Linked DNA regions of Homo sapiens: region 2 is linked to region 1. Evidence: chromatin loops called from intact Hi-C (ENCODE). Cell type or tissue: PC-9. All regions are shown on one strand. Links, peaks and the distances in the headings refer to the core of each region. The heading gives the core; the rest is flanking DNA. Region 1 overlaps ZNF213-AS1 (ZNF213 antisense RNA 1). Region 2 holds the start of CLDN9 (claudin 9).

The links. Hi-C counts contacts between places; a loop is a spot of excess contacts. Peaks named below come from ENCODE experiments on the same cell type or tissue, not always from the same donor. Only the 100,000 strongest peaks of a DNase experiment are listed, where the experiment ranks them.
Region 2: a loop joins it to region 1, with 18 times the contacts of the local background. A loop is called at or near these places in 3 of 110 quality-filtered maps.

Annotation. Positions count from the first base shown.
Region 1 is chr16:3,116,973-3,131,205 of GRCh38, reverse strand. It overlaps ZNF213-AS1 (ZNF213 antisense RNA 1), which reads left to right. Exons shown (of 6, transcript NR_110900.1): 4 at 1,553-1,745; 5 at 1,896-1,958; 6 at 5,240-5,677. It overlaps ZNF205 (zinc finger protein 205), which reads right to left. Exons shown (of 7, transcript NM_001042428.2): 6 at 12,191-12,301; 7 at 10,689-11,950. The coding sequence ends at 10,881. Among named protein-coding and RNA genes, the nearest start is that of ZNF205-AS1, 8.5 kb to the right of the region's middle. RefSeq lists silencers at 1,464-1,758, 1,510-1,767, 6,660-6,929 and enhancers at 1,607-1,826, 2,964-3,514, 6,370-6,849. In PC-9, for the core only: CTCF peaks have their summits at 1,270 and 1,481 (motif pointing right); a DNase peak (open chromatin) is centred at 1,475.
Region 2 is chr16:2,997,320-3,013,982 of GRCh38, reverse strand. GREP1 (glycine rich extracellular protein 1) reads right to left here. Exons shown (of 29, transcript NM_001396456.1): 21 at 16,148-16,180; 22 at 15,595-15,627; 23 at 15,460-15,489; 24 at 15,004-15,135; 25 at 14,040-14,081; 26 at 13,865-13,897; 27 at 13,156-13,269; 28 at 12,649-12,702; 29 at 11,972-12,422. The coding sequence ends at 12,397. CLDN9 (claudin 9) reads right to left here and starts at 1,060. Exons shown (of 1, transcript NM_020982.4): 1 at 1-1,060. The coding sequence starts at 620. RefSeq lists enhancers at 1,376-2,201, 4,468-5,425, 5,426-6,385, 9,821-10,115, 9,262-10,220 and 4 more and silencers at 9,677-9,766, 9,777-9,876, 9,821-10,115, 9,863-10,156. In PC-9, for the core only: a CTCF peak has its summit at 10,114 (motif pointing left); DNase peaks (open chromatin) are centred at 8,862 and 9,982; H3K4me3 peaks cover 393 bases; H3K27ac peaks cover 380 bases.

The sequences.
Region 1 (14,233 bases), core at 132-2,631:
CTCGGCCTCTTTTTTATATTTTTAGTAGAGATTTCACTGTGTTAACCAGGATGGCCTCGCTCTCCTGACCTCATGATCTGCCCGCTTCAGCCTCCCAAAGTGCTGGGATTACAGGCGTGAGCCACCGCGCCCGGTTATTTGTTTATTTATTTATTTATTTTTTGAGACCGAGTCTTGCTCTGTAGCCCAGGCTGGAGTGCAGTGGCGCCATCTTGGCTCACTGCAACCTCCACCTCCCACATTGAAGCAGTTCTCCTGCCTCAGCCTCCCAAGTAACTGGGATTACAGGAGCACACCACCACATCTGGCTAATTTTTTGTATTTTTAGTAGAGATGGGGTTTCACCATGTTCGCTAGGCTGGTCTGAAACTCCTGACCTCATGATCCACCCGCCTTGGCCTCCCAAAGTGCTGGGATTACAGGCAATTCTGCTGCCTCAGCCTCCCAAGTAGCTGTGATTACAGGTGTGTGCCACCATGCCCGGCTAATTTTTGTATTTTTAGTAGAGACGAGGTTTTGCCATGTTGCCCAAGCTGGTCTCAAACTCCTGACCTCAAGTGATCTACCCGCCTTGGTCTCCTAAAGTGTTAAGATTACAGGCATGAGCCATCGGGACCGGCCCACTGTTTTTTCTCGCTAGAAAATACAGTCTAAAGTGGCCAGGTGCGGTGGCTCACGCCTGTAACCATCCTGGCTAACACGGTGAAACCCCAGCTCTACTAAAAATACAAAAAATAAGCCGGACGTGGTGGCAGGCACCTTGTCCCAGCTACTCGGCAGGCTGAGGCAGGAGAATGGCGTGAACCCAGGATGCGGAGGTTGCAGTGAGCTGAGAACACGCCACTGCACTCCAGTCTGGATGACAGAGCAATACTCCGTCTCACAAAAAAGAAAATATAGTCTATAAATAATGAAGAAAGTAAAGTGAACCTGGGAGGTGGAGGTTATAGTGAGCTGAGATCATGGCACTGCACTTCAGCCTGGGCAGCAGCAAGACTCCGTCTCAAAAAAAAAAAAAAAAAAGAAATATGCGAGCTGCTAAGCTAGGCAGTTCTGGCTCAAGATCTCTCATGATACTGCAGACACCACACCAACGAGGACCCCAGTCCTCTGGCACTGGAGGACCCACTTAGAAGGCGGATGACTCACGTGGCTCTTGGCAGGAGACCTCAGTTCCTCCCCACATAGGCCTCCCTATAGGACTGCTTGAGTGTCCCGTTTACCAAATGATCTAAATATGTTCCGGTTTTGATTGGCTGCTCTGCAATGTGGGCCGTTATCTAGCTGATTCGGTGGGGCCTGAAGTGTCAGTTCCTGCCGCAGGGATGTTATATGGAACCTTTGGCAGGCCGCTACAGACGAATCATAATATAAACCTGTGCTAGTTATTGATTACGTCCCAGCTCCTGCGTTGCCTGCTCTGTGAAATGGTTCTGGCCCTTTAGTTTTTCCTTTACCAGCTGGCATGATCTTAAGCTTTGTCAGTAGAGGGCGCTGGAGAGACATTGCAGGAGACGAGTTTCCCTTCCTGCTTCTGGTGTGTTCTCTCTAGGCTCCGGCATGACGGGTGACTTCTTCCGAGTCTGGCTTCTGCAGCACACAGGGCTTCGCCAGCACCCAGCTCCTGCAGCATGGGCAGCTCCTGTGACAGCAGGCGCCCGCAGCCTGCAAAGCGTCTCCAGTGCCGCCGCCTCAGTGAACCTCAACCAGCGGCACCTAGCAGCTTTCTCTGCCACCCTCTTCAGGTAGTTCTGTAGCAGCGCGTTTCTCATGAGACACTTCCCTGTGAGCAGCTTTTTCTACCCTTGAGGATGGATTTCCAGCAAATTCTGCCCATGTGGTACCACAGCCACTTCTCTGCCATTCAGTGAAACTGCCGTTGTGCCCTCTTCAAGGTCTGGATCTAAGCCCAGGGACCAGGAAACCTCTTGCTTGAGTGCTGGAACTCAGGCCAGAAGGTATGGCTGCTGCTATGTGCTGTGACCAGAGAATCAGAGTTCTCTTTACTTCTTACCAGCCAACCTCTTGAAAATGCCTTTTTGTTTTTTGTTTTTTTTTGAGACGGAGTCTCGCTCTGTTGCCCAGGCAGTGCAGTGGCTCACTGCAACCTCCGCCTCCTGAGTTCAAGTGATTCTCCTGCCTCAGCCTCACAAGTAGGTGGGATTACAGGCATGTGCCACCACGCCCAGCTAATTTTGTATTTTTAGTAGTGACGGGGTTTCTCCATGTTGGTCAGGTTGGTCTCAAACTCTCGACCTCAGGTGATCCACCTGTCTCAGCCTCCCAAAGTGCTGGGATTACAGACGTTAGCCAGAGCGCCCAGTCTAAGCCCTTTATAGCTTAATTCTATATATTAAATTTTCCCAGTTCAAATTACTGTGTGCTTCCCTTCTCCTGATTGGACCTTGCTTGATACAAAATTAGTACAAGGAGTGGTCTCAAGAGATAGATGCACAAAGAAGGGATATGGGGACGGATTTGGGTATTTGGGCTTGAGTGCAGACTGAGCTCCTTGACAATGAGAAATAGGATATGTATTAGGGTTCTCCAGAAACAGAATAACAGAATCTATATATACATGTGTATGTGTGTGTATATATATATATATAGAGAGAGAGAGAGAGAGCTTTTATGTGTGTGTATATGTATATATATAAACACACACACACTAAGGTATTGCCTCACATGATTATGGCAGTCGAGAAGCCCCACAATCTGCTATCTGCAAGCTGGAGACCCAAGGTCAGTGGTGCAGCATTTTTTTTTCAGATGGGGTCTCCCTCTGTTGCCCAGGCTGGACTGCAGTGGCACAATCACAGCTCACTGCAGCCTTGACTTCCCCAGCTCAAGCAAGCTTCCCATCTCAGCCTCCTGAACAGCTGGGACTACAGGTGGACACCACCATACCCAGCTAATTTGTTCTATATATATATTTTTATATAGAGATGGCCTCTCCCTGTATGTCCTAGGCTGATCTCGAACTCCCCTGGGCTCAAGCTATCCGCCTGCCTCCGCCTCCTAACAGTTTTGTAATTTTAAGGCCTGAGAGCCAAAGGCCAATGGTGTAGATTCCAATTCAAGACTCAAGGCCTGAGAATCAGGAGCACAAGACCAGGAGATCAATGTCCCAGTACCCAGGTCTCAAGTACTCAGGCACAGAGAGAATTCAGCCTTCCTCTGCCTTGCTGTTCTGTTTAATTCCATACGGATGGATGATGCCCACCCGTGGTGAGGGCCGTCTGCTTTACTCACTCAGCCAATTCAAACGTTAATCTCTTCTTGAGAAGCCCTCACAGACACACCCAGAAAGAATGTTTAAGCAGCTGTCTGGGCATGCCTTGGCCCAGTATAGTTTAACATGAAATTAACCATCACAGGGTGCTGGTTATCCACGGCTTGCAGCGATATCACAATTAATCAAGCAGCCACCTGCAGGTGATGATGAAGTGCCAATGAAAGCATGTACCTGGTGGGAACAAGTAGCTGCTGCACTCAGCCATTATGGTGTCCACAGATGTATAATGATGATTATACAACCATGGTATGGGATACATTATTTTTAGTGCACTTGAGCATTTACAGTGAGAAAATGACAAGCCCAAGTCCCTTAGCTCAGTTCAAGTCATGGTCTGAGAACCTGAGAACTTCTGTGATAGCTTAGAAGCAGCTCTTATAGCCACAATACTGTCACTGAAAATCAAACACAAAACTTAACTGTAGAGTCGCTGAATAATAATGACAGCTAAATTCCCAGGCCCAACAAATCTCACGTGAAGGTTACTGCGCTGATTGGTAAAGAAGGTGATCCTGGCCAGGCACAGTGGTGCAGTCCTGTAATCCCAGTTACTCGGGAGGCTGAGGCAGGAGAATCGCTTGAACCTGGGAGGTGAGGTTGCAGGGGGCCGAGATGGCGCCACTGCACTTCCAGACTGGGCGACAGAGCGAGACTCTATCAAAAAAACAAAACAAAACGAAAAAACAGAAGGTGATCCTGAAATTCAAAGTGGGGATATATGTTTGGACCCAGATGAAATTGACAGTCTTGATTCCTTAGGTCACTCTGAGCCTCCTTTACCAGTAGAAGTAGTTTGCCCTCAGTATCTGAATAGAATAGCCTTTCTCTGCTTGAAAACCTTAGGATAACCTTCCCAGGGGCAGAAGACCTAAAAGGGGATGTCCATTCTCCTGAAAACCCACCACAATTGCGCTCCATTGCCAGTAAACTCATAACAACTAGGGTCAAATCTCAACACAATCTATATATGTGTGTGTGTGGAGAGAGAGGCTGCACAAGCGTGTGCAAGAGACAGAGAGAGAGGGGAAAGATACACGTTATGACCCAGGAGGAAATAGCTTATACACTAAAATAATTCACTTTGCTGATATAAACTAGCAGAAACCTGGGGGATAGATGCAAGAGTAGATTCTAAGGATAGCATACCAAAGTGGACAGAATATAAAAAGAGATGAGATTAGACCGGGTGCAGTAGCTCATGCCTGTAGTCCCAGCACTTTAGGAGGCAGAGGCTGGAGGATCATCACTTGAGCCCAGGAGTTTGTTATCAGTTTGGGCAACATAGTTGAAACATAAAATACAAAAATTAGCGGGGTGTTGTGGTGAGCACCTATAGTCCCAGCTACTCAGAAAGCTGAGGTGGGAGGGTCGCTTGAGCCTGAGAGGTCAAGGCTGCAGTGAACTGTGATCATGCCACTGCACTTCAGCCTGCGTGACAGAACAAGACTCTGTCACACACACACACAAAATGAGAAATCAAATTCAATGATATAGGTGCATTTAGTAGACTTCAAATTTAATGTTAGCGTGTGTGGCTGTTGGTGGCTTTTTAGCAGTTTACTCCATTGGTTGGCTGAAATTTGGACTCATTGGTGGCCTTCAGTTAACAAGGTTGAGATGGCTGAAGTGGCATGACAGGAAAGAAGGAAACCAAAGGCTCCTTTTCCTTAGGGAGATGGAAATGTTGAGTGGCCTTATCATGCATGACCTGTGTACCCACCCCATCCCCAGCTATCTTTTACCAGTAGACACTGGCTTCACTAAGTCTCTGAGAAAGGCATTAATGACAGGATCACCTGAATCCTTGAAGAGCTCTGTGGTTGCTCTGTGAGATCTGTGTTCATCTCCATGACTAGCCTAGGGCTTTGTTAGTTGAGAACATAAAAATTGCTGTCTTAAGTTACTGAGGTGCAGGCCATTCATTGGGTGCTGCCTTTACACCAGGCAGGAAGCCCGCCTGACCCCATGTCTCAGGCTGCCAGAGGAGCGTGCGATGAGGAAGGCTGGACTGTCTTCACAGGACACCAGGGAGAAGCCTCAAGCCACTGCCCCCTGACAAGTCGCAGCTCTCCAGCCTGTCTCCTCACTCCCCTCCCCTCCACATGGGGGGGTTGGGGTGGGGGCGGGGAAGGTTCGGGGCAGGGGTCATTTCAGCTACTGGGCACCAGTCTCCTCCTCATGTTTATCCTGTTCCCTTTGCTTGAAAGGTTCGTACTCCAGATCCTTGTAAAACCGCTTCTCACCCTTTGAGTCTCAGCTTAAATGTCCCCTCCTTGGAGGGGTCTTCCCTGACAATGAAGCTCCGACCGTCCTCTCCTGTTTTACCCAGTTCATTTCTTTCTGGCATTTGTAACTACTTGAAGTTAAAGTGTGTGCCATGTATGTGTCTGTCAGTTTCCCCCACCACACTGGAACCCCATGAGGGCAAGGGTCTTGTCTGGAATCTTCCTCACTTACAACTCAACATTTAGCAAAGGACCTTTGCTAAATTAACAGGCATTCATTTTGTATTTGAAAAATGAACTAGTGAGGCCGGGCGTGGTGGCTCACACCTGCAATCCCGGCACTTTGGGAGACCGAGGCGGGCTTGAGGTCAGGAGTTCGAGACCGGCCTGGCCAACATGGTGAAACCCCATTAAAAATACAAAAATTGGCTGGGCGCGGTGGCTCACGCCTGTAATCCCAACACTTCGGGAGGCTGAAGCGGGCGGATCACGAGGTTAGGAGTTCAAGACCAGCCTGACCAACATAGTGAAACCCCATCTCTACTAAAAATACAAAAATTAGCCGGGCATGATGGCAGGCGCCTGTAATCCCAGCTACTCGGGAGGCTGAGGCGGAAGAATCGCTTGAACCAGGAGGTGGAGATTGCCGTGAGCTGAGATCACGCCACTACACTCCAGCCTGGGCAACAGAGCACGAATCCATCTCCGAAAAACAAACAAAAAAACGAATGTGTGAGGAACGCAGCAAAGCCCCTACAGTTAACGTTTGCCGCCCTCTGCCCCTCAGGCACTCCAGAGCCGCGAGCCGCCTCGCACAGCCCGCGCGTTTCTTCTGCTCCCCCGGAAGAGGGCACGGTCTCCTTCCTGGCCGCTCTCTGCCGGCCGTACCGCACGACAGCTGGCAGCACCGTCAGCCCCTGCTCGGGAGCTCGGAAGATGCTCTAGCTCCGCGGCCAGTGCAGCGAACCCACCCAACCCTGGTGCAGGAGCCATTGCAGCAAATTGACAGGGAGTCCTCTGGGCCGGAAGTGGCCCTGGCCCTGCGCCGTATGCTCTCTAGGACTGCAGGAGGCTCGGCATCTCGGTGATAGACCCAGGAAGTCAGTGGCTGGGCGGGGCGGGCTGTGAGGACTGAGGTCTGTAGCGAAGGTCCAGCCCCGTGGTCTTCGCTTCGTTCGGCAACGAACGCCCAGCGAAGGGTAAGACGAAATGCTTCAAAGACAGGATCCTGGAGCAGTTGCCGGGGCAACCGTGCGGCTTGGGGCGTGGCGGTGAGGGGAAAAGGGCCGGGCACAAACTTCAGCCGTGATTGGCTGGTTCTGCTGGAGCCGCCTTTCTCCCCGCCCCGATGCCTGAATGGCTAAGGGCAGGGGGGCGTGGCCTCCTGGATTCAGTCATGCCGGCGACGGGGCCGCCGAGCGAGAGGCTGGGTCCATGGGACCCTGCAGGCTCTGGGCTTCGCTACACGGCCGGGCCCGGGAACTGGGAGACGGTGTCCTAGGCTAGGACGGCGCTGAGGCCGACGCCCCCGGCCCAGAGGGGCAGCGCCGACAGCCGATCCCTGAGCGCTTGCAACAGGAACCTGGGGCCGCAGGGAAGCAGGTGGGAAGCCAGGATGCATACATCCTGCCTCTCCGCCTCCGCCCTCACCGTGCTCCTGACACCGCATCAGTGATGATCTGGTGGAGTTCTCCAGTGGCCGAGAAGCCCCGAGGAAGCCAGGGAAACCGCTGAACCTCCTCATCCTCTACCCAGGGAGACACCAAGACCCTTACCTGGCTTCTTCCCTCCAGCCTCCTACCTCTCAGTGACGCCCATCACCTACCAAACTATGAGCACCCTTCAGCCTGGCGTTCCAGGTCCTTCCCTGGCACAGCCCCTACTCCTCCCTGTCTTATTTGTGCTTGTCGAATATTTCCGAAACTGCCAAGTTCCACTCTTAAGATACTCTTTCCAGATCTATCCCACAGTGGGGCCTCCGGAGGGATCCCTAGAGGGAGAAGTGGGCCAGCCATAAGGAATGGCCATCTGCAGGCACCCTCCACGGGGCCCTTGGAACCCGTGCTCCTGCACTCTGCCACGAAAGGGGAAACGTTTCACCAGGAAACTGTCTGCTGTCTGGGCTCCCTGGAGGCCAGAGTGAAGTTTTTAAATGACTCCCTAGATCACTCAACGGTCTTTTTTTTTTTTTTTTTTTTTTTTTTGGAGACAGGGTCTTGCTCTGTTGCCCAGGCTGGAGGGCAGTGGTGCGATCACAGTTCACTGCAGCCTCAACCTCCCAGGCTCAGGCGATCCTCCCACCCTAGCCTCCCAAGTAGCTGGTACTACAGGCACGCATCACCATGCTTGGCTAATTTTTTTTAACTATTTAGAGACGAGGGTCTTGCTGTGTTGCCCAAGCTGGTCTCAAATTCCTGACTTCAAGCCATCCTCCTGCCTCAGCCTCCCTAAGTGCTCAGATCACAGGTGTAAGCCACCACACCAAGCCTTGACAGACCTCTGAATCACTCAGGTCCTGACATCTGGTCCCTGGCACGCTGGCCACGGAGCCTAAGGAACTGAAATTAAAGCAAGCAGCACTCACTGTGCAAGTGAGTACTCTGCTCAGCTCTCTTGCCAAGTGATGACGGCTTCCAGGGTCATTTTAGAAACTCTCCCACCTCTGTCTCTCTCCTTACTTAGAAAATGAGCTCTTTTGAGAGCAACCCTGCTTTACAAATGAGTCTCCCTCACCCCCTCACACTGAACCAAGCAGAGCAATCCTATTTCTGGCTGAGTGATTGGGACCATGAAGACAAACTGAAGGGAGGAAACAGCTTTTTTTCTGGCCTTGGAAATAATCATTTAATTCAACCAATCCTGCCAGCATCCCTAGCCTAGATTCCAGAGACCTCCTGGATACCATCAAGTCCTGCCTGGGCTTCCGCTAGTGAGCAGCTCCCTGGTGTCCCGTTGATTACATCCCACCCCACCCACATCTCTAGCTGAGTCTAACATTCCTGAAGGTCAGGTCTATTGTCCTACTCTCTCTCTTTTTTTTTTTTTTTTTTTTTTTTTTGACACAGAGTCTTGCTCTATCATTCAGGCTGGAGTGCAGTGGCAAGATCTCAGCTCACTGTGACCTCCACCTCCTGGCTTCAAGCAATTCTCCTGCCTCAGCGTCCCAAGTCGCTGGAACTACAGGCGCCTGCCACCATGCCCAGCTAATTTTTGTACTTTTAGTAGAGACAGGGTTTCACCATGTTGGCCAGGCTGGTCTTAAACTCCTGGCCTCAAGTGATCCACCCACCTAGGCTTCCCAAAGTGCTGAGATTACAGGTGTGAGTCGCTGCGCCTGGCCTTGTCCTCCTCTTTTTAGATAGCCCTGCATGGGGCCTAGTAGTGTACACCAGTAGTCCCAGCTACTTGGGAAGCTGAGGTGAGTGGATCACTTGAGCCCAGGAGTTCCAGACCAGCCTGGGCAACATAGCAAGACCCCGTCTCTATTTTTAAAAAGACAAAAAAAAAAAAAACAAAAAACAAAAAAAAACCTGGGCTAACAATGCACACTTACATTGTTGTAGAGAGCGGTATCTACAGTGCTTGGCCCTGTGCCTGGAAGAGCAGCTGCTTGACAACTGGCAGCTATGATTACTCTTCTCAGTCTACCGTCCTCAGCAAGCCACTCTTTTCCTCAGGATCTGGGAGCCAACCAGGGCTGTGGCCACCCTGGTGGCCCCATAATCCACAAAGACAGGTGGGGTCTCAAGGGCCTTCTTGGTGCAGACATCCTCGTGGTCAGTTGGTGTCAGAGCTGAAAGTTATCTCGGGAGCTGGGCCACAAATATGGGATGATAGGCAGGATGAGCCCATCCCCACCCAGGGAAAAAAGCAGAGAATGGGAGTTGGGAGCTACAGAGGTTAAAACCAGGGAAAGAGGTCAGGCACGGTGGCTCACGCCTGTAATCCCAGCACTTTGGGAAGCCGAAGTGGGCGGATCACCTGGGGTCAGGAGTTCAATACCAGCCTGGCCAACACGGTGAAACCCTGTCTCCACTAAAAATACAAAAAATTAGCCAGGCATGTGGCACACACCTGTAGTCCCAGCTACGCGGGACACTGAGGCAGGAAAATCGCTGGGACCCAGGAGCTGGAGGTTGCAGTGAGCCAAGATCGCACCTCTGCACTCCAGCCTGGGCAACAGAGCAAGACTCTGCCTCAAAAAACAAAACAAAAAACAAACAAAAACAGGGGGCCAGGCGCAGTGGCTCAGGTGTGTAATCCCAGCACTTTGAGAGGCCGAGGTGGGTGGATCACAAGGTCAGGAGATCAACACCATCCTGGCTAACATGGTGAAACCCTGTCTCTACTAAAAATACAAAAATTAGCCAGGCATCGTGGCGTGCGCCTGTAGTCCCAGCTACTCAGGAGGCTGAGGCAGCAGAATCACTTGAACCCAGGAGGTGGAGGCTGCCGTGAGTGGAGATCAGGCCACTGCACTCCAGCCTGGGCGACAGAGCAAGACTCTGTCGCAAAAACAAAAACAAACGCCAGCGGAAAGACCAGGAGTAAATCAAAGCTCAGAGCCAGGCAGGGGCGAGCAGGGCGAATTATATAGGACATATACCAGGAGGCCAAGGAGGTGAGACATAGCAGAGGCAGGTGACAGCAGCTGCAGCATGGGCCAAGAAGGAAAGTGGCCCCTGGTGAGTGAGGAGCCCTCGCAGGACCACAGGCAGGCCATGGTGGGAGCAAATGGCAAAGGCCAGTCACAAAACCCAGCCACCGATGCCTGAGTGGGAGATGGGGCAGGCAGGAATTTCCGGACCAGTTCTGCCTGCTCCTGGCTTCCAAAGAGAAGAGCCAAGGGAGAGTGCGGGCTCAGTAAGCAGTGCCCTTGGGACAAGTGGCGTCAGCAGCAGACGGCCGGCAAGGGGTCCCCAGGTCCAGGAGCGGCTGACTGGCTTCAGCCCTGGAAACCTCTCTGTACTTGAAGCCTTTGCTTGCCAATGTGTGCAACGCTTTGGAATGGGCCTTTGGCAAAAGGGACCCCAACCCTGGTGGAGACCCAAGCCAAGAGTGGTGATGCGGGGATGCCTCAATGAGGACAGGGGATTAGCCCAGGAGCTCCCCCACGCTCGGGGAATCAGCGCCAGGGCACCAGGAGACAAAGCTGTGTAGGCGGGCGCTTCAAGTCCAAGGCCTTTAATTCGCAGAGTGCCTGCCCTTTCTCGCCCTCGCCCTCCCCCATCGCCATGCCTCACCCCATGCCCTCACCGCCCCAGCTCCCTTCCCGAGCCCCTCTCTCCTCCCTCGGAGCCTTGACTCCAGTGGGGCTGTTCCAGTGGCCCTGGGCGCCCCGCTCCCCCTTTCCTGGCCTCCTAGGTGGGAGCGGGTGGGGGTGTGGCCAGAGCCCCCGCCGCCGCCGCCCCCAGCATCAGCATGGCCAGGGCCTTGGGCCCGGTGGTGTGGATCTTCTCGTGCCGGTGCAGGTTGGAGCGCCGGCTGAAGCTCTTGCCGCACAACGGGCAGGCGTAGGGCCGCACGCCACGGTGGGTGCGCTGGTGCGCGGTGAGGTGCGAGCTGTGGCTGAAGCTCTTGCCGCAGTCGAGGCAGTGGTAGGGCTTCTCGCCTGTGTGTGTGCGGTTGTGCGCGATGAGGTTGGAACGCTGGCTGAAGCACTTGCCGCACTCGGGGCACGGATAGGGCTTGACCCCAGTGTGGGTGCGCTGGTGGGTGACTAGCGCCGAGCTCTGCGTGAAGCACTTGGCGCAGATGGGGCACTTGTGCGGCTTGGCGCCCGTGTGGGTGCCCTGGTGGGTGACCAAGTCCGAGCGGCGGGTGAAGCGCTTGGCGCAGCGGTCGCACACGTAGGGCTTCTCTCCGGTGTGGATGCGCTGGTGCTGAATCAGCGTGGAGTGGTGGCTGAAGCTCTTCCGGCAGGCGGGGCAGGTGTAGGGCTTCTCGCCCGTGTGGATGATCTGGTGCTGGATGAGGTGCGAGCTGCGGCCGAAGCGCTTCCCGCAGTCAGTGCAGGCGTAGGGCTTCTCGCCCGTGTGCGTGCGCCGGTGCGTCACCAGGTGCGAGTGCCAGCTGAAGCCCTTGCCGCACTGCTCGCACCGGTAGCTCTTCCTGCCCACCTCACTGTCAGGGGCCAGGCCCTCCTCGCCACTCTCCGGGGCGCCCTTCTCCTCCTCGTTGGGCTTCTCCGGGACGCGGTACTCCTGGGGCTCCGTGGGACTGGGGTCTGGCGGAGCTGCATCCGGGGTGCGATCTGGCTCAGCCGGCTGCCCGGAGTCTTTGGCCGGCCCTGAGCTCCGGCCGCAGGCTGCTTCCTGCGCGCACTGCGGGACGCCCCACTGGACTCTCCCTGCCCTGGTTCTGAAGGGCTTCACATTCCCAAGGGCTGCCACGGATGAGGTCTGCACCCTCTGCCCCACCTCGACGGCTCCTGGAAAAAGAAAGTCGTTTCCAGCTAGGGACGAGCTTCCCTAAGGACCCCAGGAGGGTGGAGAAGGCAGAGCTAAGGGTGGGGGCTGGATTCTCAGAGACCAGAAAGCGCAAGGGCCGCCCTGGGCGCAAACCGCCCAGGAGGGGGTCTGGTGGCCCTGCCCCACTCCCACAGACAACAGCCAGAAGGCCTGCGTCTGCGCCCCACTCCCGCAGACAAAGGCGCGCGCCCGTCCCTCACCTGTGCACGCGCCTCTCCACTCCTTCTCATCTCCTGCCTGCCGGCTGGAGCCCGAGGCCTCACCCTTGCCGTGCGCTTGAGGGGCCCAGAAAGGCCTGCTGAAGGGAAAGCCTGCCCAGAAAGAGATGCTGTGCTGTCACAGGCCTTCTGGCGCTGCCCAGCTGCAGACAGCATCTCCCCAAAACTGATGGGCCCAAGTAGGGGGTGAGGCTCTGGAAACAGGGGGTAAAATAAAGCAGTTTCAAGAAGGCCCCCTGGGTCGGGGGTCCGCCCCCTGCCTGGCGGCTGCCAGAGCTGACTAGGCCTGTCTCCTCTTTCCCTGAAAGAGCAACGGAGTTTAAGGGACGGGAGTGGGCAACACCCTACATCAACGCCCACGGGACGGGTATCCCGCTCCTACACCCACACCTGGAGGGGCAAGGGTAGTGGCCCTCCAAGTGGGAGGACCTGGGACAGGAGGGCCAGGATCTCCAACGACTAAGGTCATCCCATTTGTCAAGTCTTGGGGGGGTGTGGCCCCAGGAATTTTGGTCAAGTCAGTAAGAGAGCAGAGGGGGCCCTGGCTTCCACCACCCGTGGGAGGAAAGGAATGTGTTGGACCAACCGGGTGGCTTGAGGCATCTGCGAGGCCTGCCGTGGTGCTGAAAATGGGTGTTGAGATCCTTCTGATCCCTCAGGACTTGCCTGGGCTTGCTGGCCCAGGCACTGGGGAACCATAAGAGCGGTGAGCAGCCTGAGCTAATTGAGGGGTGACCATCCCTGGTGCCAGCCAGCGGGGCCTTGGGACCACCATGATGCCACCACCTGGAATGCTGAGTCCTGGATTCTGCCTGGACTAGCAAGTGTGCTAGCTGGGTGTTGGCCAGGCGCAGTGGCTCATGCCTCCAGCACTTTGGGAGGCCGAGGTGGGCGGATCACGAGGTCAGGAGATCGAGACCATCCTGGCCAAGATGGTGAAACCCCATCTCTACTAAAAATACAAAAAAAAAAAAAAAAAAAAAAAGCCGGGCATGGTGGTGGGCACCTGTAGCCCCAGCTATTTGGGAGGCTGAAGCAGCAGAATCACTTGAACCCAGGAGGCAGAGGTTGCAGTGAGCTGAGATCACGCCACTACACTCCAGCCTGGGTGACAGAGCAAGACTCCGTCTCAAAAAAAAAAAAAAGCTAAGCGTCAACTGAATGAATGAATAAATGAATAAATGAATACTGATTTTTCCGTATTAAAACTAAAGTCTGGAATTGAGGAGTCAAAAGCTCTGGGATGGCTGGGCACAGTGGCTCACGCCTATAATCCCAACACTTTGGGAGGCAAAAGCAGGAGGATGACTTGAGCCCAGGAGCTCAAGACCAACCTGGGCAACATAGCGAGATCCCATTTCTACCAAAAAAAGAAAAAAAGAAAAAAATAGCTGGGCATGGTGGTACCTGTAGCCCCAGCTACTCAGGAGGCTGTGGCAGGAGGATCACTTGAACCCAGGAAGTCGAGGCTGCATGAGTCGTGATGGTGCCACTGCACTCCAGCCTGGGTGACAGAGCAAGGCTGTGTTTCAAAAAAAAAAAAAAAAAAAAAAAAGCTCTGGGACTTAAATACTTAACATCCAAGAAACAAAGGGAACCAAGACCCCTCGGAGACAAGCACCTGCTCCTCAAAGCAGATGGGACACCCAAGGGTCTGCGGGGCCTGGGGAGTTCAGTTCATGCCATCTCTCTCCAGGGCAAGCAGCCCTCGGGCCCCGAAGCCAAGCTTGCTGCTCAGACACCTCTGAAGTTGGGGCTTGGAAAGGAAGATGGAGCTATAGGAGTGAGCCCTGCGGATGAACCCAGGAAAAGCGGACTTCCTGGGGCAGCGTCCAGTACAGTAGCTGCTAGCCATATGCGGCTATTTAAACTCTCATTTGAGCTGATTAAAACCAAGTAAAATTGGCCGGGCGCGGTGGCTCACGCCTGTAATCCCAGCACTTTGGGAGGCCAAGGCAGGTGGATCACGAGTTCAGGAGATCGAGACCATCCTGGCTAACACGGTGAAACCCCATCTCTACTAAA
Region 2 (16,663 bases), core at 8,779-11,278, 130 kb after region 1:
CCCGAGCGGGAGGGGATGGAGTAGCCCAGCCGAGGTCCGCGGGGCCGCTCGACCTGGGGCGGGGGGCACGTGCAGCAGAGGAGCCCCCCGCCCAGCATAAGCAGTGCAGCCGCCGCCCAGCCCAGGTAGAGGGAGGCCCCCAGCTCCCGCTTGAGGGCCTCAGCCACCAGGGGGTTGTAGAAGTCCTGGATGATGGCGTGCGCCGTCCAGCACACAGGGATGAGCACCAGGATGCCGGCGAGGAGGAGGATGACCCCCGCGGTGAGCACGATACGGGCCTTGGCACCTTCGTCCTCCACACACGTGGTACACTGGGCACCTGTGATGGCCACCAGGAGGCCAAGCAGGGCCAGCAGGAGGGCAATGACACAGAGGGCACGTGCGGCCTGCAGGTCCTGCGGCAGAGCCAGCAGTGAGTCGTACACCTTGCACTGCATCTGGCCCGTGCTCTGCACCACGCAGGACATCCACAGGCCCTCCCACACCACCTGGGCCACCACGATGCTGTTGCCGATGAAGGCGGTCACCTTCCACAGGGGCAGGGCGCAGGACACCAGGGTCCCCAGCCAGCCCAGCACAGCCAGGGTCATGCCCAGCAGTTCTAAGCCGGTCGAAGCCATCTGGCCCCTCGGTTAGGTCTTCTCAGCCCCAGGCGGCCTAGGTGACTCAGAGGGTGTGTCTGGTGTGCTGGGTGGGTGTCTCTGTGTCCAGCAGGAGGGGGAAGGCTTGTTGGTGTCCCCAAGCCAGGCCAGTCCTCAGTTCCATGAAAGGCGCCTCTTGAAAGGCGCCTCCTCTCCGTGCCTCTTGCAGGTGTTTCTGGTCCTCGCGGAGCACAAAGCAGACTCGTAGTCCCGCTCGGCTGAGTGGTGGGTGTCACCTCGAGGGGCCTCCGCCCATCGGATGCCCTGAGGGTGCTGCTGCTCTTACCACCCCGCTGTCACACCTGGGCTGAGCTCGCACAGGCCCTCCAGACGCACTGCCAGGCTGAGGACAGCCACGTCTCCTGCCGGCTGGCGCAGGTTCCCACTGAGCGACTCTGACAGTGCCACCTGGGGACTCTGCGGGCTCTCGGCTGCAGGCGGGGTTTTAAGGCCCAGGCAGGGGAGGAGCAGAGTGAAGTGCAGGGAGGCCGGGATAGGGGAGACCTGAGCCACGGGGAGGGTGCGGGGCTGGGGGTTCGTGGGCAGCGGATGGATGAGGGGCCTGGGGGCCAGCGGGGGATGCTGCGGCTGAGTGGGGACAGGGGAGGAAAAGCGTCCGTAGCATCTGTGCATGTGGGAACCAAGGGTAAAGGAGGGGAAGATGGAGGACAAGCTGAGGAAGAAGAGACGGATCGGGGGTCAAAAAAGTAACAGGCTCAGGACAGAAACACACACAGGGGGCGTCGGCTTGCCTTCCTGAGCCTCCTCCTTCCGCAGCCCCTCCCCAGCTGCCTCTGCTCTCCCCCAGCCGAGTTTCGTGATGCAAACATGCCCCAGCTCCCCGAGTATCGCACACTCCCGCCCGCCTGGGACTCTCTGGAATCTGATCCATCCCCCGTCTCAGCCCAGTGGCCCCGCTAGCTCCCGGGGGAAGGTCCCCGCCTGCACTGTTCCCCAGACGACAGGTGCCTGGCGCCCAGCTCAGGTGGCATCGCCCTGGCAACGGCCTAGAAAACTACCCCCCACTTCAACCTCAGCTCAGGTGCGCTCTTGCCACCCCTGCTGCTGAAACCGAGGCTGAGCTGAGCTGCCTAAGATCTCCAGAGGCCAGAGGATGAGGGGCCTGTTGTGGAGGTTGGGGGGCACTCAGGAAGGGGGATGGAGGCGGGACGGGCTGGGGCTGGAACCCAGGGTGGGGCACAGCCCAGGACCCGGTTATGTTCCATGGGTGGGTGAGTGAGTGGCCAGTCAGGCCTCCCGGGCCAAAACACCCCAGAGGTGGGCACGGGGGTTAAGTCCAGGGACTCAAGTGTCCCCAAGACCTGCCTTCCAGTTTGCAGGAAAGCCTTACCTCCGGAAAAACCCCCTCAGAGCCTGTGATTCCACTCATGGGGACAGCCTGGGAGTCCCACTGACCAAAGCTCAAATCCTGACCCCTACCTGGGACAGGTCATGGAAGGTCGAGGTCCTTAACCTCCTTTGGTCAAAGACCCACTTGAGAAACCCCGTGGGACTCACAGAACATGCACCCACAAACATGTGCCCCTCATTTGTGGGGGAGGGTTCATGAACTCCTTCAAGCCCCTGCCTGGGTGCTAAGAACCTCTGAGGATTGTTGTCTGAAAAAGGGGTGTGACGGCCAGGTGCGGTGGCTCACGCCTGTAATCCCAACACTTTGGGAGGCCAAGGTGGGCGATTCACGAGGTCAGGAGTTCGAGACCAGCCTGGCCAACATGGTGAAACCCCGTCTCTACTAAAAATACAAAAAATTAGATATCCCAGCACTTTGGGAGGCCGAAGCAGGTAAATCGGAAGGTTAAGAGATCGAGACCATCCTGGCCAACATGGTGAAACCCCGTCTCTACTAAAAATACAAAAATTAGCTGGGCGTGGTGGCACAAGCCTCTAGTCCCAGCCACTCGCCACTCTGGAGGCTGAGGCAAGAGAATCACTTGAAACCGGGAGGTAGAGGTTGCAGTGAGCCAAGATCGTACCACTCCACTCCACTCCAGCCTGGCGACAGAGAGAGACTCCTCAAAAAAAAAAAAAAAAAAAATTAGCTGGGCGTGGTGGCGGGTGCCTGTAATCCCAGCTACTTGGGAGGCTGAGGCAGAAGAATCGCTTGAACCGGAGGCAGAGGTTGCAGTGAGCCGAGATCGCACCACTGCATTCCAGCCTGGGTGACAGTGGGAGACTCTGTCTCAAAAAAAAAAAAAAAAAAAAAGGAAAAGGGATGTGAGGAACATTGTCTCCATTCATACACTTTCCAGGGAGGTACAGAGGATCCTCAGAGTGGGCCCTCACCTGGGACTGCCTCTCACCTGCCTGGTGCTGGGAGGGCTGGGGTGTGCTGGAGCCCACTGGCCAGTGCGGGCAGGGCTGGAGGTGCCCACCACACACATCTGGTGGCTGCACCACTTCACGGCATTGCCTTCGGGGAGCCAGTGGCCAGGCACACCCCTGCTCAGTGCCCCTCACCTAGTGGGTGGGACATTGTGTATAAAGGGCTCTAACCTCAAGGAGCGGTCAGGGTTCAAACCTAGGGGTATGAGCATCGCTTCTGCGAAAGGGTTTTAGCATCTTTTGGGTCCGGGCACTGAGGCTCACGCCTGTAATCCCAGCGCTTAAGAGGCCAAGGTGGGAGGATTGCTTAAGGCCAGGAGCTTGAGACCCACCTGGGCAACACAGTGAGACCCCATTTCTAAAATAAAAAAAAAATATATATATATATATATACACAAAAATTAGCTGAGTTAGGTGGTTCCTGTCTGTAGTCCCAGCTACTCGGGAGGCTGAGGTAGGAGGATCTCTTGAGCCTAGGAGTTAGAGTCTGCAGTGAGCTATGATTATGCCACCGCACTCCATCCTAGGTGAGACCCTGTCTCTTAAAAAAAATGATACTTTTGGAAGAGAGATTTATACTTTCCTTCAGATTTGCAAAGGGGCCTTGACCCAAAACAGCTTAAGATCCTCCCCTGCAAACACAGAGACAGGCCAGCGCCAATCAGCTGGTCTGTAAGGTAAACAGAAGCCTGGCCTCCTCTTCACCACCCCCTGGGCCTCTCCACTGAGGGGGGCTCCTCCGGTACGAGGGGGGCTGACCTGGTGGCCCCACAGAGTCTGGAAGATGGGGGGGTGATACAGAGGCTGGAAAATGGCCATCAGTGGACTCAGGGAATCTTGTGGCAGGTTTGTCCAGCTCACCCAGCCCCTGGGGCTCAGATTTCACAGGGTTGGGGTGGGGAGAGCAGAGATTGCAGACGGAGGCAAGCCGGTCAGCGGGCTCCCTCGCAGCCTTCCAGGGGCCTCCAGGAATCCAGCCACACAGGTTTGGGCAGCTGTCAGGAGGCAGCAGCAAGCCTGCCTCCCTGGAAGTCCCCCCACCCAGCAGCCCCAACCCAGGGGCTATTCTCTTCCCTGGGCCGGAACAAGTCCTCCTTGTCCTAGGGCCTAAGGTGATCGGCTCATCCCACTTTTTTGAGGGACATTCCCAGCTTGAATATTGGGTCCTCCAGGGAAACCGGGACGGCTGGTCCACTTGCTGTCGGGCCCTGCCTCGGTGACTCACCGGTTCCACATTCAGCTCTAAACCCCTACGTTGTAGCCCAGTGGCGGGCTGCACACATCCAGTGAGCGCTGTGCCCGGAAAGGGCATAAGAGGACCCCAGGGGTTTTTTTGTTTGTGTTTTGAGACGGAGTTTTGCGCTTGTTGCCCAGGCTGGAGTGCAATGGCACAATCTCGGCTTACTGCAACCTCTGCCTCCTGGGTTCAAGCTGTTCTCCTGCCTCAGCCTCTCAAGTAGCTGAGATTACAGGCATGCGCCACCACACCCGGCTATTTTTTTTCTTTTTTTGTATTTAGCAGAGACGGGGTTTCACCATGTTGGTCTGGCTGGTCTGCGAACTCCTGATCTCAGGTGATCCGCCTGCCTCAGCCTTCCAAAGTGCTGGGATTACAGGCAAGCGCCACCGCACTTGCTCGGGGACCCCAGGTTTGTGTTTTGTTTTGTTTTGTTTTGTTTTTTTGAGACGGAATCTCGCTCTGTTGCCCAGGCTGGAGTGCAGTGATGTGATCTCGGCTCACTGCGACCTCTGCCCGCTGGATTCAAGCGATTCTCCTGCCTCAGCCTCCCGAGTAGCTGGAACTACAGACATGTGCCAACACACCCGGCTAATTTTTGTATTTTTATTAGAGACGGGGTTTCACCATATTGGCCAGGCTGGTCTCGAACTCCTGATCTCGTGATCTGCCTGCCTCGGCCTCCCAAACTGCTAGGATTAGAGGTGTGAGCCACCGCATCCAGCCGACCCCAGGTTTTTAAGACCCCAATTCCTCTTTGGCCCAACATCTCCACACCGGAGCAAGAAGGAAAGCAAGCCCACACTCCAGGGACTAGCCAGCAGAGTGGGTGGAGGCTGCTCAGCAAATGCGCACACCCCCACCTCAGTGACCAACCCACTGGACTTGCCTTCACAGTGGCCCTGTGCGGCTTCAGGCTCCTCCCACCCCAAGTCTCTAAGATAAAACACAGTATCTCCCCAAGCCCCTTGGGGAGAGTAAAAGTGGAGAAACATCTTGGAGCCTAGGAGAGGCTGGAAGAGGGTGGTTGGGGAGCTGCCCATGGTGGGAGGATTCCCAGGACACATGGGTAGCAATTAGCCTGTTGTCCTCAGCCCTCACTAGACCTAGGTTGGGAGGTCCTAGACCCTCTCCTAGGCCCCCGTGCACCTGGATTCAGTTGGATCTTGGGAAAGGAAGGGTTAAGGTTGGGGCCTAATCAGGGACTGGAATGCCATTGATATGGAAAAGTGGGGGCCCCTTGGTGTGGTTACCATCTCAATGGCACTTTAACACCTCCAGCGAAGTCCCCTCCCCCATCCACCACGTCTGGGAAAAGAGGTGGGGGAGGGGAACCTTCCCCACTGTACTACCCTGGGAGGAAAGGAAGCCGGCTCTCCACCAGTCCCTTCCTGGAGCGACAAAATGGACCTCGTTTTTGTTCCGTCTAGGAGGAAAGAGGGGCAGGGAGGCTCAGGTGGGCAGAAGAAACCAGAGATCAGCTTAGATAGGGTCGAAGTGGGTTAACCCGCGCCTCTTAGAGGGGGAAGTGTGGCCTGACCACAAAGGAAAGGAAGGAAGTTACCAGGAGCTACCATGCGCCAGGAACAGTGCGGGGGTGGGTGTGGGGGCAGCACACTAAGAACCCCAAGGGCAGAGTCACCCACTGCGCCCGGAGGAGCCAAGACCCAGATCTTACAGGTAGAGAAGCTGGTCCCCTAGCTCCCAAACCAAAAGGTGCAGCTAAATCTCGGTGTTGCAGCTGTCACCCTCACGGGCTCACTGCCCACCTTCACAGACAGGAACAAGCTCAGGGAGCTGAGCGAACCTGACCAAGTGCACAGCGGGAAGCAGGACACACCTGACACCAACCCAGACCCTGACTTTGGAGCTAGCCCCCCTAGGTGGGCTAAGAGAGCCTCCTGAACCTCTTTCCCGACAGGGCAGCGGGGCAGGGCCTCTCCTTCTTCTGGGCCTCCCAAGCACCATCCCGTTCCTCCTTGTCCCAAATTCTTCGAGGCTCCCAGTACAGGGAAACCTCTGCAGAAAACTGCATTTGGATCTGATTACGGAAGAGGCCCCCTCCACCAGCTGGCTCACTCTCATTGCCATGTCCCTGGCAAGGGAAGTGCCCTTTGCTCCCCACTTGCAGGGGGCAGCGGGCTGGACTCCCAGAACCTCATGCGAGCCCCACCCCAGGGCTCCCTGGGCAAGTCACAGCTGCCCAAACCTCAGGTGCTCCTGGCTGTAAAGCAGAGAGGAGACAGCTCTGCTTCAACCCTGGCACATCCCTGGACTGGCACCTTGGGGATCGAGGTGGGTATTGACTCAAGACAAGCATATTTTGTCAAAAGCATAATGGAGGTTTCACTTGTACACCTGGGCAGACTCCACTGACTGGGTAACAATTAACTTTATTATCAGTAGTAACTGTCAGTTTCAACCAGCAGCAGTTATCGCTCCCACCCTTTGAGGGTGGGGGCCCCGTGGCTAATGCTGTCTTTAAGAATACACATCTGTGTACTTCCTGTTTCTTAGCTGAGAGAGGAGGCCTCAACAATATAAAGCGCAGGGAGCTGGGGAGCGGCAAGCCAGTGGGAATGGGCACCTGGCCATAAGTCAGAGAAGGGGAAGGAGAGTTACTTTATTCTCTTCTGGTGCCAGTAAGAACTTTATCAAGGTACTAGTGCCATCAGCTCCTGCCCAAGGGCACCCAGGGCCCCAGGTCAGCATGACGGATTTAAGACACATTACGTTCTGGGAAGACGGCTAGGAAGGTAGGTCAGCCCCACAGGGGAGAGGACACTGCATGTCCAGATGGGGGCACGCAAAATGATACCTCCACCCTCTAAGCCCTGGAATCTGTGAATGTGACCTCACTTGATAAAAGGGCCTTTGCACATGTAATTAAACTAAGGATATCAAAATGAGATTATCCTAGGTTTCAGGCGGGTCCTACCTTCAACGACAATCCAACCTCTTACAACATAAAAACAGGGAGATTGGAGACAGACATGGGGAGAAGGCCATGTGAAGACGGAGGCAGGAACTCCTGTGATGCGGCCACAAGCCACAGAGGGCCTGGAGCCACCAGGAGCTGGAAGAGGCAGGAGGGATCCTCCCCTAGCACCTGTGAAGGGAACAGGGTCCTGCCCACACCTTTATTTTTGACTTTTGGCCTCCAGAATTGTAACGAATACATTTCTGTTGTTTGAAGCCATGCAGTGTGTATAAATTTGCTACTGCGGTCAGGCCGGGCGCGGTGGCTCACGCCTGTAATCCCAGCACTTTGGGAGGCCGAGGCGGGAAGATCACGAGGTCAGGAGATCGAGACCATCCTGGCTAACATGGTGAAACCGCATCTCTACCAAAAATAAAAAAAATTAAAAAATAAAATTTTTACTGCAGTCACAAAGAACTAGTACACTGCCCTTCTTGGTGGTGGGTCCCGGGCTCTCCGAGGTCCCCCAGGGTCAAGGTTGGCTTTCTGATACCAGTCCTAGGCTGCTGGAGAAGAGCCCACTGAGAAAGAATTTTCGCCTGATTACCTGAGCTCAGGCCACCTAGGGAACAAAGAGAACTTTATTAAGTTGTAGAGGCTGCACAGAAACTGGCAGGTGGGGTGCAGGCAAAGCTGGAGAGAACAGGAGCTTCCTCTCAGGGCCCAGCCCGGGTGGGGGTGGGGGAAGCTCTCCTGTCCCATGGGGATGACTTCACAGCCCTTGCATGTGACCCTTGGGTCCAGTATCGATCCCCACCACTGCTTCCCTGGTGCGCACAGCCAGCCCGACCCCTGGATCTGTTTCAGTTGAAAATTTGACTTCTGAAGACTTTTCAAAGGCCGGGCGCAGTGGCTTATGCCTGTAATCCCAGCAGTTTGGGAGACGGGCGGATCACCTGAGGTCTGGAGTTTGAGACCAGCCTGACCAAAATGGAGAAACCCCGTCTCTACTAAAAATAGAAAATTAGCTGGGCGTGGTGGCGCATGCCTGTAAACTCAGCTACTCAGGAGGCTGAGGCAGGAGAATCGCTTGAACCCAGGAGGCGGAGGCTGTGGTGAGCCGAGATTATGCCATTGCACTCCAGCCTGGGCAACAAGAACGAAACTCCGTCTCAAAAAAAAAAAAAAAAAAAAAAAGACTTTTGCGGCAGGATCAGAATTTTCAAGAGCCATACACTGAGGATGGCCTTAGCCATGGCATCCAGACCCTTTATTTATAAGAGAAATGAAATATTTGGATATAGTTAAAGCACTTTAAACTTTTTTTTTTTTTTTTGAGACGGAGTTTAGCTCTTGTTGCCTAGGCTGGAGTGCAATGGCACCATCTCGGCTCACCCCAACCTCCGCCTCCCGGGTTCAAGCGATTCTCCTGCCTCAGCCTCCCGAGTAGCTGGGATTACAGGCATGTGCCACCACGCCCGGCTAATTTTGTATTTTTAGTAGAGACAGGGTTTCTCCATGTTGGTCAGGCTGGTCTCAAACTCCTGACCTCAGGTGATCCGCCAGCCTCAGCCTCCCAAAGTGCTGGGATTATAGGCGGGAGCCACCGCGCCCGGCCCAGCACTTTAAACTTTTGTTTTCATACCCTTGATCCCCATTTCCTTGGACACGTGCTGTGGGCCCCGCCCGCTGCCCTGATCACTAGCCAGGTTATCAGCCCAGGGGACGGGTTACATTCTCAAATAACCTAGCAAGAGGCCTGCTGGAGGGCAGCAGGGGAAAATGGAAGACCCGAATCTTTAGACAAGTCTATTTTCAGACTCGCTCCTTTCTCTACCAAACCTGAGCTGCTTCCGATTCTCCTTCTCTCTTCCCCAAACTGGGCTCTAACCCCCGTCCTCTGAATCCATGCCCGGGGAAGGTGGCTACGGGCACTGGCCCTGTCGGGGGCTGCCTACTCACCCGCCGCGGGAGGGGCCAGGTCAGCAGGGCGGCGACAGGAAGAAATGCGGGGACAGGGGCACGGGCGGTGGCAGGGGAAAGGCGGACAGCAGCCATGGGTCGCGGGTCTCGGGGGCCGTCAGCAGGCTGAAGGGAGAGGGTCGCGCGGGCAGCGGCGGAAGCGGATGCGGCGGCGGCTCGGAGACCAGGGGCGGGCGGACGAGCGCGCCCACGGGCCCAGGGGCTGAGGCGACGGCGGACACGGGCAGCGGAAGCAGCGGTAGGAGCGCGGGCGGAGCGCGCGGGCGCGGGCAGGCGCGGCAGGTCCTGCAGTGCGAGCACGGCGGCGGAGAGCGCGGGTGAGCAGGCTTCGGGCGGCAGCTCGGGCAGTGCCAGATGCGCGCCGGGGCCCCAGGGCGCCAGCGGCTCGGGCCGCAGCGGGAGCGCGGGCAGCGGTGGCAGCTCGGCCAGGGCGAGAGCGGAGGGCGTCGGCGGCCCGGGGCTCAGGCCGGGCGGCAGGCCGGGCAACGGCGGGTGCGGCAGGGACGGCGGGGGCAGCGGGGTGGGCGGCAGCGTCGAGCGGGCCCGGCCCAATCGCGAGTGGGCGCGGGCGCGGGCGAGCCGCGGGTGCGAGCTGGAGCGGGGCAGCCGCGCCGCCAGCTTGGCTGCGGCCGCCACCCCGGTTGCGGCCGCCAGCCCAGGGCCCCAGAGCGCGCCGCCAGCCGTGACCTGGTACCTCGGGAGGTGGCCAAGCGCCGCACTCCGAGCGGCCCAGCCAATCGCAGATGCTCGCCGCCGCACCCCAACCAATCACGGGCCAGTGCGCTCGCGGTCTACGGGTCCCACCCGGCAGCTGTCAAGGGCTACCCTTGGCAGCCAATCAGAGATATGAGCGCGCTCCGCCAAGTTCTTCTTCCCGCCCTCTCCTGGTCCCAGCCAATCGCTGTGTCCCAGGTGCCGCAGCTGCTCCCCGCCCTCAGCTAGCCTGGCTATCAGGCGCTGCACACGCGCAGTGGGCGCCCCCACCTGGCTTGAGGATCTGCGGATTCGCTGCGACACCGAGGCGCGGCGCCTCACCAATTTTTTTTTTGTTTGTTTTTTAGGTGGCTTTTTTGGGGACTGAGCCCCTCACTCTGGCGCCCAGGCTACATTGCAGTGGCGCGGTCTTGGCTCAGTGAAGCCTCGACCTGCCGGACTAAAGCAGTTCTCCCGCCTCAGCCTCCCCAAGTAGCCGGGACTACAGGTGCACGCCACCACACCCGGCTAATTATTATGGTCTTTAAATTTAAAAAAAAAATTTTTTTTAGACGGAGTCTCGCTCTATCCCCCAGGCTGGAGTGCATTGGCGCAGTCTCAGCTGCAACCTCCGCCTCCTGGTTCAAACGAGTCTCCTGCCTCAGCCTCCTGAGCAGATGGGATTACGGGCGCCCGCCACCATGCCCGGCTAATTTTTGTGTTTTTAGTAGAGACGGGGTTTCGCCATGTTGGCCAGGCTGGTCTCGAACTCATGACCTCATGATGCACCCGCCTCGGCGTGCCAAAGTGCTGGGATTACAGGCGTGAGCCACCGCGCCCGGCCTAATTATTATATTTTGTGTAGAGATGGAGTCTCACCATGTTGCCCAGGCTGGTCTCGAACTCCTGGGCTCAAGCGATCCGCCGGCCTCAGTCTTCCAAAGTGCTGGGATTCCAGGCATGACCCACCGCGCCCGCCCCCCGACGCCACCGATGTGGAGTGTGAGATTGTCCTCTCGTTGCTGTTTACCCATTGCAACTCAGGTATGAGGATCCTGTGTGGATGGGTCAAGGTGCACAGATTTCCATTCAGTTATCTTATAAGAAAGATAAAACGATATCACAATTCAAAAGTAAAGTTTGGTGATAATATACTTAGCATTTGTGTTAAAGTTCCTAAGAACAATTGTAAATGACAGATGGGTGCGAATCTGGTAGCTCAGAACAAAAAGGATAAAATGGTCAATCTATTCAAAATTGGAATATAGAAACTTTTTTTTTTTTTTTTTGAGACAGGATCTTGCTCTTTCGCCCATGCTGGAGTGCAGTAGTGCCATCATGGCTCACTGCAGCCTCGATCTCCTCGGCTCAAGTAATCCTCTCACCTCAGCCTCCCAAGTAGCTGAGACTACAGGCATGCGCCACCCTGCCAGGCTAAGTTTTTTATTTGTGGAGATGGGAGTCGCCGGGTGCGGTGGCTCACGCCTGTAATCACAGCACTTTGGGAGGCCGAGGCGGGCGGATCACGAGGTCAGGAGGAGATCCAGACCATCCTGGCTAACATGGTGAAACCCCGACTCTACTAAAAGTACAAAAACTTAGCTGGGCAGGCGCCTGTAGTCCCAGCTACTTGGGAGGCTGAGGAAGGAGAATGGCATGAACCCGGGAGGGGGAGCTTGCAGTGAGCCGAGATTGCGCCACTGCACTCTAGCCTGGGCGACAGAGCGAGACTCCGTCTCAAAAAAAAAAAAAAGAGAGAGAGAATCAAGAGAGTCAAGTCGATTATGTTTCTAATTGTTGTTTGAGATGTCTAAGGCTATTTCGTTAATCAGGCATTTAAGGCACGCAAAATATTTAGGGAAAAGTCGAGTTGTGAAATTCGTATTTGTTTTTATTTACTTATTTATTTTTTATAGAGATGGGGGTCTCACTATATTGCCCAGGCTGGTCTTTAAATTGTAGGCTCAAGCAATCCTCCTGCCTTGGCCTCCCAAAATACTGGGATTACAGGCGTGACCCACCATGCCTGGCCGAGCTGTGAAATTTATAAACTAATTAAGCATTCATCAAAGATTGTGAAAGTGAGTTTTACATCCAAATTATTAGTCAATACAATATCTGGAAGGCCACTATAAAAGCTTAAGGAAAATGAGATTTTTATCTAACAACTTTAATAAATCGATTATAAATGAAAACACAAAGAATGAAGTGTTCTTTTCCATGCACAAGGCCCCTAACTTGGATGTGGTTCCCCCGCTAGGCGGTCACCAAGTGATGCCCTCCCTGAGGGCAGGCGTTGATCGAGTCTGTTTTCTTCTCATGATTTCTCCTGTTGGGAACATGGTCCCTGGCACATGGCCTCATTGATGTTTGCCAAATGAATGAATGAGGTGCTGGGTGGTGGCTGCAGGCCCATGCCACTCCCACCCTGGTCAGCAAGCCCCTTGCATGGCACGCGGAGGCAAGCAGGGAAGCACGTTTGTGGTTCTAGCATGGAGGAGACCCCCGGCCAGGCAGCACCAGAGGCCAAGCCCAAGGGTCTGTCTTCCTTGCTGGGCAGGCGAGGGGCATTGCAGTGCTCAGCATTTCCCCAGAGGGCAGCGGCCTGGGAAGACATAGAGCTGGGCTAGGGAGGGGCGGGGCCCTGGTGAGGCCTTGCCCCCTCCTCCCCTCCCAGGGACCTGAGCTTCTGGGGTCAGTCACTCAGCAGCCACCTACAGGTGGCAGAACCTGCTATCCTTCCCAAGGGCTGGGTGTCCCCCAGTATGGCTGGAGGGGTGACCACGGGGGGCCTTTGGGCAGGCGGCTCGGCCATTGCGCCTCCCTCTCACCTCCGTAGCCATTCCCCAGCTGGCCATTGCTGCCTCTCTTCACGTCGGGGCCCCCTGTGGCACAGACAGACAGACCAGGAGCACTCGGGTCACCAGAGAGCTTCCGTCCACCCCAGCTTCAACCCAGGCTGTGGGAGACACCCCCTCCCCGGAGGGCCCAGGGCTCAGCTCTGCCTCAGTTTCTCAGAGGACCGGGGGGAGAGGGACAGAGTATGGAGAACTGAGTCCGTGATGGCCCTCGTTCCCAACTCCATCACCTCCCCTTCTTGGTCCAGTGTCTGGGCTGGCTCTCAGGGTCCCGGGCTCTTCTGGCCTCTCCTCCAGCTCCATTCCTTCCTGCTCCTTCCTGCCTATGCCCTCCTGGCCTCTTCTCACTCACTCCATCCCCTCCGCCAAGAGGGCTGTACCTTCTATCTCTGTGGGGCTGTGGGTAGACCTGGGCCCAGGGCCCAGTTCCCTGAAGCCACCTCTAATGGCCCCAACACACTCATCCAGGCATCCCGTTACCTGGCTGGCTCCTGGCCTCAGCATATTCATCTCCAGCCTGATATCCAGGCTTCAAGCCGGCCCCCCAGGCCTGGAGGGTGGGCCAGCGAGAGTTCCACAGCACCCCGGCCTGCCCTGTGGGGAGGAGAGCTGGCAGGGGTACCCTTGCCCACAGGAGCTGGGACCCCTGGCCCCTGTTGGGCTTGGCTCTGCTCCCAGAAGGCTCATTTCTTACCATTTCCTTCAGGGGCTAGAGCTGCTGCTTTGGGGTACACCAGAGCTTCCACCCCATCCCCTCCAAGAGACTCTGGTCATTCCCGCCTAGCCCCTGGGCTGTTGTCTCCCCCACTCCACTGCACTTTGTCCCCTGGGTCTGACTCACTATTCCTAAAACCATTGGCCCCATGGAACCCTGGAGGAGGAAAGAGGGTGTCAGAGGCTGGGCTGGGGCCCTGAGCCCAACTCTCCCACCCCGACCCCTGCTCCCCAGGCACCTGGCTGTGGGTGGGCCTCGGGGAAGACCCTGGCTCCCAGGACACCATTCCCATAACCTAAACCTGCAGGACAGAGATTGGAGAGGAGCTAGGGACAGGCTAGTGGAACAGGGACAGCATCAGGAGGGCCAGGTGACCAGCTCATAGACAGGGGGATGCGGACAGACAGACTGACTCAGGCATGAGGGAGATGCCAGCTTCCGCTCAACATGGGTCGGGGGCCCAGGAGGACTCACCAATTTTCTGTGGCTCGAGGCCACCATTAAAACCTGGGGGAGAGAAAACTGTGACTCAGAGATGGGGGTCAGCGAGAGCCACAGCCCTGGCCTCCCCTCTTCCTGGGATGGCAGAAGGAAGAGGAGGGAAGAGGAAGGGAAGGGAGGGGAGGAACTCCAGGAAGGGCCTCCTCACCTGGTTCTGCTCCCGGTCCATAGCCATTTGGAGGCTGGTGCCCTGTGAGGAGAAAGGAAGTCAGTGCGGGGGACCCAGGTCTCCCCTGACTCCTTGGAGGCCAAAGATCGACCTTAGGGACTCTGAAGGGGAAGCAGAGACTTTTCCTGTCCACAGGGAATGGAACCAGAAGAAATCTGGAGAGCAGCAAGAGACTGGGCGCAGTGGCTCACGCCTGTAATCCCAGCACTTTGGGAGGCTGAGGTGGGCTGATCACTTGAAGCCAGGAGTTTGAGACCAGCCTGTCCAATGTGACAAAACCCCGACTCTACAAAAATACAAAGATTAGCCAGGTATGGTGGTGCGTGCCTGTAATGCCAACTACTTGGGAGGCGTATTTTGCAGTGAGCCAAAATTGCACCACTGCATTCCAGCCTGGGCGACAGAGCGAGACTGTCTCAAAAAAAAAAAAAAAAAAAAAAAAAGAGCAAGAGGGTAGACTCGGGGAGGGACTTCCTGGCCTTCGGGTGCCTGAATAGCTTAGGCAGCCTAGGGAAAAAGGGTGATGGAGGGGTGACCCTGATCTGGGGTGGAGACAGAGGATAGACCTAGCTGAGAGTTTGTCCCTCTGGGATGTGGGGCCTGGGGGCAGACAGACTCACACCTGCTTTCTGAGGTTTCAGTCCCCACTGGATGGCTGGCATTGGTGCTAGGAGGAAGGTTAGGGGCAGGAGTGAGCCCAGCCGAGGGCTTGAGAGACTGCAGATGCCATGGGGCAGGGATGGAAAGGACTCCCATACTGGGGACCACATGGGGTCCCAGGGCCAGAGTTCAGGCTTCTCCTCAGCAGATCACTGTGTGACAAGTCACTGCCCTCTCTGAGCCTTGGCATCCGAGGACAGAGTGGGATATGGCAGCCAGGCCCTGACCCTCATAGGGCCAGGTGCTTCCCAGTGCCCCCTAGGCACCCCCACTCCACACTGACCTGGTAACTTGCCATTCTGCACTGCGGAAGGGGGCTGGGATTTCAGGCCCCAGCCACCCTCTTTGTCCGAAGGGACCCCTGGAGTGGGAAGCCTGGGGAGGAGCATCGGAGCGACCCTCGCATTGCAGGGACCTACGATGGGAAGGAAGGGAGGGGTGGGGCTATGCTCCAGGCCAGTCCTCACCGACGCCACCCAGGAGGCCTTGGCCTGGCCAAGCCACCGGCCTGTAGTGGCTTCTAGGGCAGACCCAGCACCTTAGGGGGACATTAGCCAGGCTGGAAAAAGCCCAGCTCCCTTGGTCCACACTCTCCTGGGGGGACCTGGGGATCCAGGCAGGGGATAGAGGGATGTAGGGATCTGGCAGGGATGGGGCTCCTGATGGAGGCCCCTCCGTCTTCCAGCAGCCTCCCTCTCCCTTCCTCCTGGGCCCCCACCCCTGGTCCCAGTGGCCTCACCTGGCCAGGGCCCATTTTCATGGCCGTGTCCTGGAGAGGGAAAGCAGAGATGAGTGTGGCAACACTGGGGGCAGAGGCTAGAAGGGCTGAGAGGCAGAAGGAGGTGTGGGGCAGAGCCAGGGGTCCCCCACTCACCTGACTTCTGAGGCTTCAAGGTCCCTCGCAGGCCTGGGGAGAGACAGAAAGAGGCCAGTTCAGACATCAGCCCACCCGAGGAGTGTAGTGAACCCCTCTCTCCCCTGCTGATCCCCCTAGCCCCGTCTTTTCACCTGGCAGGAGCCCCAGCCAGGTCCCTGGTGTGTATCCTGGGAGGGAGAGCAGGGCATGAGGGCGGGGTTGGAGTGGGGGACCTTGGAGAAGGCAGGAAGAGGGGCAGAGAGCAACTCGGCTTTGGAGGTTTCTGGCTCTCTCCCAGGCCAGAGACCCATGGAGAATAATGGACAGGCCCACCCCACCCCACCCCTTCCCCCACTGAGACCCAACTCTGTCCGTTGGAGCCTGTCCTCCTTCCCCTCTGCTCCAGGTCCCACCCACCTCCCTCACCTGGCTGGGCTCCTTCCCACAGGAAGGCTCCAGCTCCAGCCCGTTCTTGCACCATGGGGAGACAGGGTACAGCTTGGGAGGGGAAAAGGGTGGAGGGGTAGGCAGTTTCTGCAGGTAGGGAGAGTGAGGAGTGGGAAGGGCTTACCTGGCTTCTGAGGTTTCATGCCCTCTCCAGCACCTGGAGAGATGCGAGTAGGTGAGGGACCCATGCCCACTCCTCACTGAGGGGTCTCTTCCAGACCTGGCATCTGTCCCCCACCTGGTGCCCATGCCAACCTCCCCTTCCTGGTCCATGACCAGTGGGAACTGCAGGGTCTGTGGGGGCGGCATGGGGAGAGGTTGGGGTACAGAAGGGGGCTGGAGCCTGGCCCCCCTTTCCTCCCAATTTAGGAACTGGAGCTCCCAGCACCTCCCTCCCCCTTGTGCCGCCTCCTCTCCAGACTCTACCCCGTCTAAGGCTGCAGGAGCCCCCAAGAAAACCCTCAGTACAGGGTCAGGGGAGAGCCAGGCCCCCACCTCTTTCCTCCTTTCTGCACTCCCAGCAACTCCAGCCCCCCAGTACCTGCTCTGTAGCCATTCTGGGCTAAGGGGCCTGTGGGGAGGGAGGGGTGAGCAGGGGGTTTGGGATTCTAGCTAAGGAGAGGGCGAAGGGCCTTTGGAT